3 separate regions of the Homo sapiens genome follow, and all the other regions are linked to region 1. Evidence: chromatin contacts called from ENCODE Hi-C or POLR2A ChIA-PET data. All regions are on one chromosome and are shown on one strand. The core of a region is the stretch at or near the end of the contact, and the rest is flanking DNA. Distances in the headings are between cores, read along the strand shown.

Evidence for each region. A loop is a pair of places that touch in the nucleus more often than their neighbours do. ChIA-PET counts read pairs that join two places held with the same protein, here RNA polymerase II (POLR2A). Pooled maps may share reads with other maps.
Region 2: a pooled map shows a loop between it and region 1 (5-fold over the local background). The contact joins the promoter of AFMID here to the promoter of DNAH17-AS1 in region 1. A Hi-C loop is called at or near these places in 3 of 50 pooled maps. POLR2A ChIA-PET finds 5 or more read pairs at or near these places in 3 of 52 experiments (H1, HEK293 and activated CD4-positive, alpha-beta memory T cell).
Region 3: a map of astrocyte of the spinal cord shows a loop between it and region 1 (8-fold over the local background). The contact joins the enhancer-like site here to the promoter of DNAH17-AS1 in region 1. A Hi-C loop is called at or near these places in 3 of 168 maps with a recorded cell type or tissue (IMR-90, astrocyte of the spinal cord and sciatic nerve) and 7 of 50 pooled maps. POLR2A ChIA-PET finds 5 or more read pairs at or near these places in 1 of 52 experiments (activated T-cell).

Annotation. Positions count from the first base shown.
Region 1 is chr17:78,483,263-78,486,479 of GRCh38, reverse strand. DNAH17-AS1 (DNAH17 antisense RNA 1) reads right to left here and starts at 1,570. Exons shown (of 6, transcript NR_102401.1): 1 at 1,318-1,570. DNAH17 (dynein axonemal heavy chain 17) reads left to right here. Exons shown (of 81, transcript NM_173628.4): 45 at 1-256; 46 at 347-520; 47 at 723-930; 48 at 1,447-1,612. RefSeq lists a silencer at 1,538-1,767 and enhancers at 1,838-1,887, 1,918-2,057.
Region 2 is chr17:78,185,812-78,188,914 of GRCh38, reverse strand. It overlaps AFMID (arylformamidase), which reads right to left and starts at 1,553. Exons shown (of 11, transcript NM_001010982.5): 1 at 1,482-1,553. The coding sequence starts at 1,544. It overlaps TK1 (thymidine kinase 1), which reads left to right and starts at 1,863. Exons shown (of 7, transcript NM_003258.5): 1 at 1,863-1,986; 2 at 2,097-2,128. The coding sequence starts at 1,921. RefSeq lists a silencer at 1,571-1,710.
Region 3 is chr17:78,817,705-78,820,880 of GRCh38, reverse strand. It overlaps USP36 (ubiquitin specific peptidase 36), which reads left to right. Exons shown (of 21, transcript NM_001385174.1): 9 at 869-951; 10 at 2,103-2,214. Among named protein-coding and RNA genes, the nearest start is that of USP36, 22 kb to the left of the region's middle. Within about 2 kb of position 1,385, at least 6 of the 41 ENCODE cell types and tissues checked have a DNase peak (open chromatin) inside an H3K27ac peak, as active enhancers do.

The DNA.
Region 1 (3,217 bases), core at 321-2,820:
CAAGGTGCAGTCGGAGAAGGCCAACCTGATGATCCTCTTTGACAAGTACCTGCCCACGTGCCTGGACAAGTTGCGCTTTGGGTTCAAGAAGATCACGCCAGTGCCGGAGATCACGGTGATCCAAACGATTCTGTACCTGCTGGAGTGCCTGCTCACGGAGAAGACCGTGCCCCCCGACTCCCCCAGGGAGCTGTACGAGCTGTACTTCGTGTTCACCTGCTTCTGGGCCTTCGGTGGCGCCATGTTCCAGGACCAGGTGATGCACCTGGGGGGCCCGGCCACCCACACAGGGTCTCTCAGCATCCTGCTTAGCTGGGCCCTGATTTTTACTTCTGTGTCTCAACAGCTTGTGGATTATCGAGTGGAGTTCAGTAAATGGTGGATCAACGAATTCAAGACTATCAAGTTCCCCTCGCAGGGAACGATTTTTGACTACTACATTGATCCTGACACAAAAAAGTTCCTGCCCTGGACAGATAAAGTGCCCTCCTTTGAGCTGGATCCCGATGTCCCACTGCAGGTAACTGTCCCCAAAGCAGGGCCACCGACTGGTGATTTAGAGGCAGGAATCGGTGCAGTACCCTCCACACGCCTGCACGGAATGTCCAAACACAACCGATTTTCAACATTAGGACCTGTTCGGTAGAACATGGCCTGCACACCCACGAGAGGCAGAAGTGTCTGAGAATCACAGCTCCCTCCCCTTCCCTCCCCTGCCCCAGGCCTCTTTGGTCCACACCACGGAAACCATCCGCATCCGCTACTTCATGGACCTGCTCATGGAGAAGTCCTGGCCGGTGATGCTGGTGGGGAACGCGGGGACGGGCAAGTCGGTGCTGATGGGGGACAAGCTGGAAAGCCTGAACACGGACAACTACCTGGTGCAGGCTGTGCCCTTCAACTTCTACACGACCTCAGCCATGCTGCAGGGTGAGGCTGGTCCGGCCACGCCCTGCCTACCCGGCTGCCCCCCGCCAGTCCCCGTTCCCTCCTGTCCCCTCTCACTGCAGGCCCAGGCACTCACTAGCCACTTTGCACCTCCTCACTTCCCATGCCCCACCCGCTGGCCTTTCCTTCCTGAGTCGGAGACAGAGGAGGAGCAGCCGGGACCCCTCTTTCTGGTGCTCCCTTGTGGGCATGGTGATGGGGTTTTGATGGCCAGTCGAGGCAGCAGGTCCCCCGGGAGTGTCTCAGCCAATCTAAGGCGACCCAAAGGTGACGGAGAGCAAGGTTCCTGCCACCCTCGCCTCTGATCGCTCTGTTTATTCCTGGGGCTGTACCCGGTGCCCCCTCAAGGGCCACTCCCAGGGCAGGTACCTTTGGTAAACTTGGATCCCAGCCAGGTCCCACCTTCTGTCCTCCGGGGAAGCAGGTAGCGCCCCTCCCTACCTAACAGGCTCTGGCTCAGGAGGCGCAGGCGGGCAGCTGACCCTCTGCCCTCTCTAGGGGTGCTGGAGAAGCCGCTGGAGAAGAAATCGGGGAGGAACTACGGGCCGCCAGGCACTAAGAAGCTCGTCTACTTCATCGACGACATGAACATGCCCGAGGTGGACAAGTATGGGACGGTGGCCCCGCACACCCTCATCCGGCAGCACATGGACCACCGGCACTGGTTAGACGGGGCGGGGCCGGAGGGGAAGGCGTGGCCCCGGGGCGGTGAGGGCGGGGCCAGGGCGGGGCGCAGGAAGAGGCGGAGCCCCAGGGCAGTAGGGCAGGACTGGTGTGGGGCGGTGGGGGGGGTGCTGCAACGTGGGTAGGGAGACACGGGTCGTAGCTGGGCCCCCAAGTTTGTGGGGCCACAAGGCATTGAGGTAGGGCCAGGGTAGGGGAGAGGTTCTATCAGTTTCGTCCATCACCCATTTCACAAACATGCAGCAGTGGCCTAGAGCCCCCGCGGAGGGGGGGATCCTCCTTCCCCCCTTCCACCGAGGTGTCTGTCCCGCCGGGAGAGGAAGAAGCACATTACCCGGTAAAGGAAGAGCCCTGAGGAAAACCCCCAGTGCAGTCACAGAGGAGCCTCCCAGCTGGGAGCCCCAGCAGAGAGATGCCCCTGGGGAGATGGTGCACAGCTGGAAGCTGGCAGCAGTGTCCTGCTGGCTGTGGGACCTTAGAGGGAGAGCATTCTGGGTGGAGAGATTGCCACGTGTAAATGCCCTGCCACACGTGAAGAAGCCCAGGAAGGCCGGTGTGGCAAGGATGTGAGAGCCAGAGGCAGAGGGTGCCCAGGGCAGCTGCAGCCAGAATCCCAGGGCCTCGGGACAGAGTGCAGATTTTCTCCTAACGGCACCGAGAAACCAAAGGTGGCACGTTTAGGTTTGCAGTTTGGAAAGATGAGAACATTCAGTTCAGTTGTCTTTTTTTTTTTTTTTTTTTTTTTTTTTTTTGAGGAGAAATCTCGCTCTGTCTCTCAGGCTGGAGTGCAATGGCTCGATCTTGGCTTACTGCAACCTCCGCCTCCTGGGTTCAAGGAATTCTCCTTCCTCAGCCTCCTGAGTAGCTGGTAATACAGGTGCCCACCACCACGCCGGCTAATTTTTGTACTTTTAGTAGAGAAGGGGTTTCGCCATGTTGGCCAGGCTGTTCTCGAACTCCTGACCTCAGGTGATCCGCCCGCCTTGGCCTCACAAAGTGCTGGGATTAGAGGTGTGAGCCACCGTGCCCAGCCATAGTTGTCTCTTAAAATAAGCAAGTAGCTCAGGCCAAAAGAGCCTAGAAACTAGTCTGCTCGTTCATGAAGCCTGGCCTCATGCCGAGAAAGGCAGGCATGGGGGGTTAGGTAGTCTACTTGAGGTCATGGTCCTAATGAGTGGCGGAGCTGGGTTATTATTATTATTATTATTATTATTTCCAAGACAGAGTTTCGCTCTTGCTGCCCAGGCTGGAGTCCAATGGCGTGATCTTGGCTCACTGCAACCTCTGCCTCCTGGGTTCCAGCGATTCTCCTGCCTCAGTCTCCCAAGTAGCTGAAATTATAGGTGCCTGCCACCATGCCCACCTAATTTTTGTATTTTTAGTAGAAACGGGGCTTAACTATATTGGCCAGGCAGGTCTCTAACTCCTGACCTCAGGTGATCTGCCCGCCTCGGGCTCCCAAAGTGCTGGGACTACAGGCGTGAGCCACCACGCTCAGCCAGAACTGGATTTTGAGTTCAGATATGTCTGACTCCATCACTTGCCTTTTCCTCACTAAACGACACTCCCAGAGCTCACGACTATA
Region 2 (3,103 bases), core at 304-2,803, 300 kb after region 1:
ATTAAAAATACAAAAATTGGCCAGGCGCAGTGGCTCATGCCTGTAAACCCAGCACTTTGGGAGGCCAAGGGGGGCGGATCATGAGGTCAGGAGTTGGAGACCATCCTGGCTAACACAGTGAAACCCCATCTCTACTAAAAATACAAAAAAATTAGCCGGGCATGGTTGCGGGCGCATGTAGTCCCAGCTACTCAGGAGGCTGAGGCCGGAGAATGGCGTGAACCCTGGAAGAAGAGGTTGCAGTGAGCCCAGATCGCGCCACTGCACTCCAGCCTGGGCGATAGAGCGAGACTCTGTCTCAAAAGAAAAAAAAAAAAAATTAGCCAGGCATGTAGTACCAGCTACAGTGTGCCTGTAATCCCAGCCACTCGGGAGGCTGAGGCAGGAGAATCACTTGAACCCGGGAGGTAGAGGTTGCAGTGAGCCGAGATCATGCCACTGCACTCCAGCCTGGGTGACTGAGCGAGACTGTGTCTCAAAAAAAGAAGGCATGTATCCAAATCACAAGGTTAAAAGAGATAAAGCATGCGAGTAAAATAAAGCAAGCCAGTCAGTGTGGGTTGCTTCTTCCTCCCAGTGAAGGAGCTCTTTGTCAGAGGTCCTTGGATCTGTCCAATCTGTACCTGGAAAGGTTATTACCTGTAGGATCCTTACAGCCACACCTGGCACACTCTGTGATCACTACCACCATCTTTGTTGCTATTATTTATGATCATGATTATACAATGGGTTTCTTTTCTTTCTTTCTTTTTTTTTTTGAGCCACCGCACCCGGCCTGTATGTTTCTAACCTTCACAACCCCAATGTAAATACCAGCTGTTCTGAATCCTTCAGCCTGTGCCACATAAGCACAGACCCAAAAACATTGTGTAACCTCAGATCAAGGTCCAGAACTTTGTCCCCTAACCTCCTGCGGGTCTATGGATTTTTTTTTTTTTTTTTTTTTTTTTTTTTGAGACTAAGTCTTGGTCTATCGCCCAGCCTTCCAGGCTGGAGTACAAATGGCATGATCTCGGCTCACTGCAACCTCCACCTCCTGGGTTCAAGCGATTCTCCTGTCTCAGCCTCCCCAGTAGCTGGGATTACAGAGGTACATCACCACGCCCGGCTAATTTTTGTATTTTTAGTAGAAACGGGGTTTCACCATGTTGGCCAGGCTGGTCTCGAACTCCTGACCTCGTGATCCGCCAAAAGTGCTAGGATTACAGGTGTGAGCCGCCACGCCTGGCAGGGTCTACGGATATTATTAGCATAGTCAGGACTTCAATTTTCTTTATCCTGAAAACCAGGTTAACAAAAATCCTTAGGAGAAGGTAAAATACACCATGGTGCTCAAGCACTGGGGACCTGGCACGCACTAGGCGCTCTGCATGCCCACAGGAGTGCTCTAGACGGCTTCTAAGCTTCCTTCTTGGAATTCCAATCTAATAAATGAGCTAACTCCGCCCCAGCCCCTTAGTCCCTCCCTGCAATCCACCTACCTCTGCAGACATCTTCTTCCAAGGAACCTTGCTTGGGAAACCCACACCAGACACATCCATCATGGCGTCTACAGCCGCATGGGCGTGCGTCCCTCTGTTTATATGGCCAGAGCCCCGCCTCGCTCCGCCCCTTTAAACTTGGTGGGCGGACCGAGGCGGGGCTCAGACCAGGCCCCACCCCGATCAGCCACGTCCATCGCCCTGATTTCCAGGCCCTCCCAGTCCCTGGGCGCACGTCCCGGATTCCTCCCACGAGGGGGCGGGCTGCGGCCAAATCTCCCGCCAGGTCAGCGGCCGGGCGCTGATTGGCCCCATGGCGGCGGGGCCGGCTCGTGATTGGCCAGCACGCCGTGGTTTAAAGCGGTCGGCGCGGGAACCAGGGGCTTACTGCGGGACGGCCTTGGAGAGTACTCGGGTTCGTGAACTTCCCGGAGGCGCAATGAGCTGCATTAACCTGCCCACTGTGCTGCCTGGCTCCCCCAGCAAGACCCGGGGGCAGATCCAGGTGCGGGGGCCAGCCCTGCGCGTGGCTGGGGATGAGGTGGTCGTGGTGATAGCCTGTGTCCAGGCATCCGCGCAGGGCGGGCCCTCAAATGACCTCACCTTCTCTCCTAGGTGATTCTCGGGCCGATGTTCTCAGGAAAAAGGTAATGGCTTCGCGGGGCTGGGGTGGAGCTCCTTCCTCTTCTCCGGGGACCCCTTGTCCCGTCCCTCCCCTCCCCTTCCCTCCCCTCCCCTCCCCTCCCCTTCCCTTCCCTCCCCTTCCCTTCCCCTAGAAGGACCAGCACAGCCTCCTACAGCTCCCGCCTGGGGTGCTCCTCCCTTGAATTCAGTCCAGGAGGAAGTCTCTGCCCTCTTCTGCCCAGGCCAAGCCCCTCGTCCTGTGTGGACGCCACTCCCTCCTGGAGCTGGTGACAGCTGCTTACAGCTTAGCTGTCTTCCCCACCAAGTCCTCTGAGAAGGTGGCAACCAGTTGTGTCCCCTGTAGGCCAGGCCTTTTTGTACACCCCTATTCAATGTGGCTGTTTCCTTCTAAGGCCAAGGAAACGTAGTCGCTTTCTAAACCAAGGAGTCTGAAGCCGTGGAGCCTCTGCTCTCCTGAGGTGATAGAACCATTCCCTGACCCGGGTGGGGCTAGTGAGTTTCTTGAGTAAACTACCCACGCACCATTCTTTTTGTTTTGTTTTTGTTCTTCTAGAGGTAGGATCTTGCTATGTTGCCCAGGCTGGTCTCAAACTCCTGGGCTCAAGCAATTCTCTCACCTCAGCCTCCCAAGTAGCTGGGACTACAGGCGTGCACCCCCCCGCCTCCACCCAGCTAATTTTATTTTATTTTTATAGAGCTGGGGTCTTGCTATGTTGCCCAAGCTGGTCTTGAACTCCTGGTCTCAAGCAATCCTCCTACTTCAGCATCCCAAAGTGCTGGGATTACAGATGTTAGCCACCATGCCCTGCCCCAACATTCTTTTATGGCCCTGGGGATCACTTCAGCTCAAACCCCTTGCTCAGGAAGATGTGGCTCAGAGTTGGACTTCTTGGACCCAGAAGCAAGTGCTTTTGACGCTGCACACAAAGACTTTCTGAAATTAATTTAGAAAAGCTGTATGCCAGGTGTGGTGGCCC
Region 3 (3,176 bases), core at 136-2,635, 330 kb before region 1:
TCCTTTGCTCCCTGCCGCCTTGCAGTACAGACCATTGTCTTTACCTGTTTTTTTCTAGAGTTTTTCCTAAGCGTATCCTTTTATTTAAAGAAAAAAATGGTAAAATTGGGTTTTGTGTCCTGAAGCATGAACAGGAACAACGCTGTCCCCAGGGCTTGAGGAGAGTCTGTTGTGTGCTCTGGGCGGCGTGCAGCCTTTGGAGCTTGGTGGCTCTGTGGGCCTCACCTGGGAGAGCAGCCTTGGCTTTGTCGCACATCCTGCTGCAGCTACAGGGTGCGGGAGGGTGGTCTGCCTTTGCTGGGCCAACCCAAGCTCCAGAGCAGGTCCAGCTACAAGATCATCCTGATAAAAGTGACTGATTCATGGCAGACCTGCAGCTGTCATTTCTTTGCTTTGCTTTTTTTTTATAGGGGCTTGAGGGACAGGGTCTTGCTCTGTGGCCCAGGCAGGAGTGCAGTGGCGCAATCATAGCTCACTGTAGTGTTGACCTCTAGGCTTAAGTGATCCTCCCACACAGCTGGTACTACAGGCATGCACCACCACGCCTGGCTAATTTTTTAAATTTCTTTGCAGAGACAGGGGTCTTGCTATGTTGCCCAGGCTTGTCTCAAACTCCTGGCCTCAATGATCCTCCTGCCCCGGCCTCCCAAGGTGCTGGGATTATAGGCGTGAGCCGCTGTTCCTGGCTGCTTTCATTTCTTGTCTCTGGAGAAGGAGTCCCAATCTGGCAGCTAGTGGGCAAATTTTTATGCGAGTCTAAGTTCTGTGATTTGCTGCCTCAGCCTAAAAAAGACCTTAAATTTGGCATTTCTTGAATCAGCCTTTTTCCTCTGCTGTGTATTTTACTCCCTGTTTTTGTCCTCCTCAGCAAGCTGCGAATATTGTGCGTGCTCTGGAACTTTTTGTGAAAGCAGATGTCCTGAGTGGAGAGAATGCCTACATGTGTGCTAAGTAAGTTTCACGTTGCTTGTGGCAGAAGACTGATACCAGACGGGAAATAAGTCCCCTCACCTGACAGTGTTGTGCCCACCCACTCTTCCTTAGCGGTGACCGCTGCTCGCATTTCTTGAGGAACCTATGTGTGTCCTAAAAACTCAAACTTCTAAATAACACGAATGAAGCAATAGCTATGATTTTTATAGCTACAGTTTACACCATACCTGTTCTAAAGATGCCGCATATATTGTGCAGTAGGGGCTGTGGTTTCCCATTGCTAGGGATGGTGAAACTGAGGCACAGAGAAGTGAAGTGACCAGCCATGGGGCCACACCAAGAGGACGTGGCAGAGCACGAGCTCACATCAGTTCACACTGGCTGGCACCGGGCGGCCGCCCCAGGGACTGTGCCCAACCAGCTGCTCTCTTGCCTCTTAAGGAGTGTTTTCTTTGGCTTTCATTTTTTACTTAACTGGTTTTGGACATTTTTCCGTTTCTGCAGATAGAACTCTTACTTTGTCATTTGTTGCATTTTTAGTAGTGACAGGGTTTCACCTTGTTGGCCAGGCTGGTCTCGAACTCCTGAACTCAGGTGATCTTCCTGCCTTGCCTCCCAAAGTGCTGGGATCACACTACTACAGCCGGCTGAATATCTTTATATCTAGGTCCTTGTAAAGCTGTAGGCACTAAAGAATATATTCTTAATTCTGCTTTACTCTTCTTTAGGTCTGTTTCCTGCAGCTCTCCAAGCTGCGCGCCTCTGCTTCTGTTTTCTCTCCCTGTGTTTGCGCATCTTCTAGCTTTGCTTACGTTGACTTCCTGCCTGCCCGTTTTATCACTCAGCCACATCTGCTTTAATTTGCTCTTTCCTGTGTTGGCCCAAAGCAACTTTTTCCTGTATTTTATTTAGTTTCCTGGTGGGTACAGTACTTTTATTTTTTTGCTTTAGAATCTTCCCACTTTCTGTAGTCTTATTTCCCTGTGGTAGCTTTCCTTTACTTGAGGCATGCTTAATGTGATTTTGAGAGGAGCAGAAGGTCGAAATCTCATTGATGAAGATTCCACTATTACAGAGCAGTTGTTGCTGTTATTAACTTAGCGTTAAGACAACATTTTTCAGAGCACGAATCAATCATTCATTAATCTTTCTCATCACCTTCTTCATAGATGCAAGAAGAAGGTTCCAGCCAGCAAGCGCTTCACCATCCACAGAACATCCAACGTCTTAACCCTTTCCCTCAAGCGCTTTGCCAACTTCAGCGGGGGGAAGATCACCAAGGTGAGCGCTCGTGACACCATCCCAGGCAGCTCCGTGGGCCACAGTCGGCATCAGAATAACACGAAGAAAGTGATAGCCACGAGTTTGATAGCTGCTGTTTACACAGTACCTGTCCCTGTTCTAAAGGTTCTACACATATTGTGAAGTAGGGACTGTAGTTTCGCCCTTGTCCAGGACGGGAAGACAGTCACAGAGAGGGGAAGCAACCTGGGACGCCTTTTAAAAATAGACGTTTCTGGGTTTATCCCAGTGCCAGTGAATTTGAATCTCTGGAGGACAGGGCCCAGGAATCTGCATTTTTGCAAAATCCCTGAATGCTTGTTATACACAGTCAAGTTCCAGGGCCACTGTCTTAATGGATTTACCGCAGCTTCTGGTTGTGCTTGGGCTGGTCCTGGCAGGGACTTTCAGGGTTCTCCAGATGAGTGTGATGAGCACTGGGCGGTGGGACTTGCATTGTCCATGTCCTTTTGATGTCTAGAACAGGTGCCGTTGCATGCTCTGGCTTTTTATGAAATATGGAGTTTAGAAAAACTACTTTTGACACGATGGTATTTTATTGTTTAAATTTCATTTTGTTTTAAGACAGGGTCTCACTCTGTCACCTGGGCTGGAGTGCAGTGGCATAATCAGCGCTCACTACAGTCTTGACCTCCCAAGCTCAAGCGATCCCCCTGCCTTAGCCTCCTGAGTAGCTGGGACTGTGGGCACATGCCACCATGCCTGGTTAATTTTTTAAAAAGTTTTTTGTAGAGACAGCATCTTGCTGTGTTGCCCAGGGTGGTCTCAAACTCCTGGGCTCAAGTGACCTGCATGCCTTGACCTCTCACAGTGCTGGGATTACAGGTGTGAGCCACCATACCTGGCCTATAGTGGCATTTTCATAGAAGATGTGTTTCTTTTTTCTTTTTTCTCTTTTTTTTTTTTTTGAGACAGAGTCTTGCTCTGATGCCCAGGCTGGA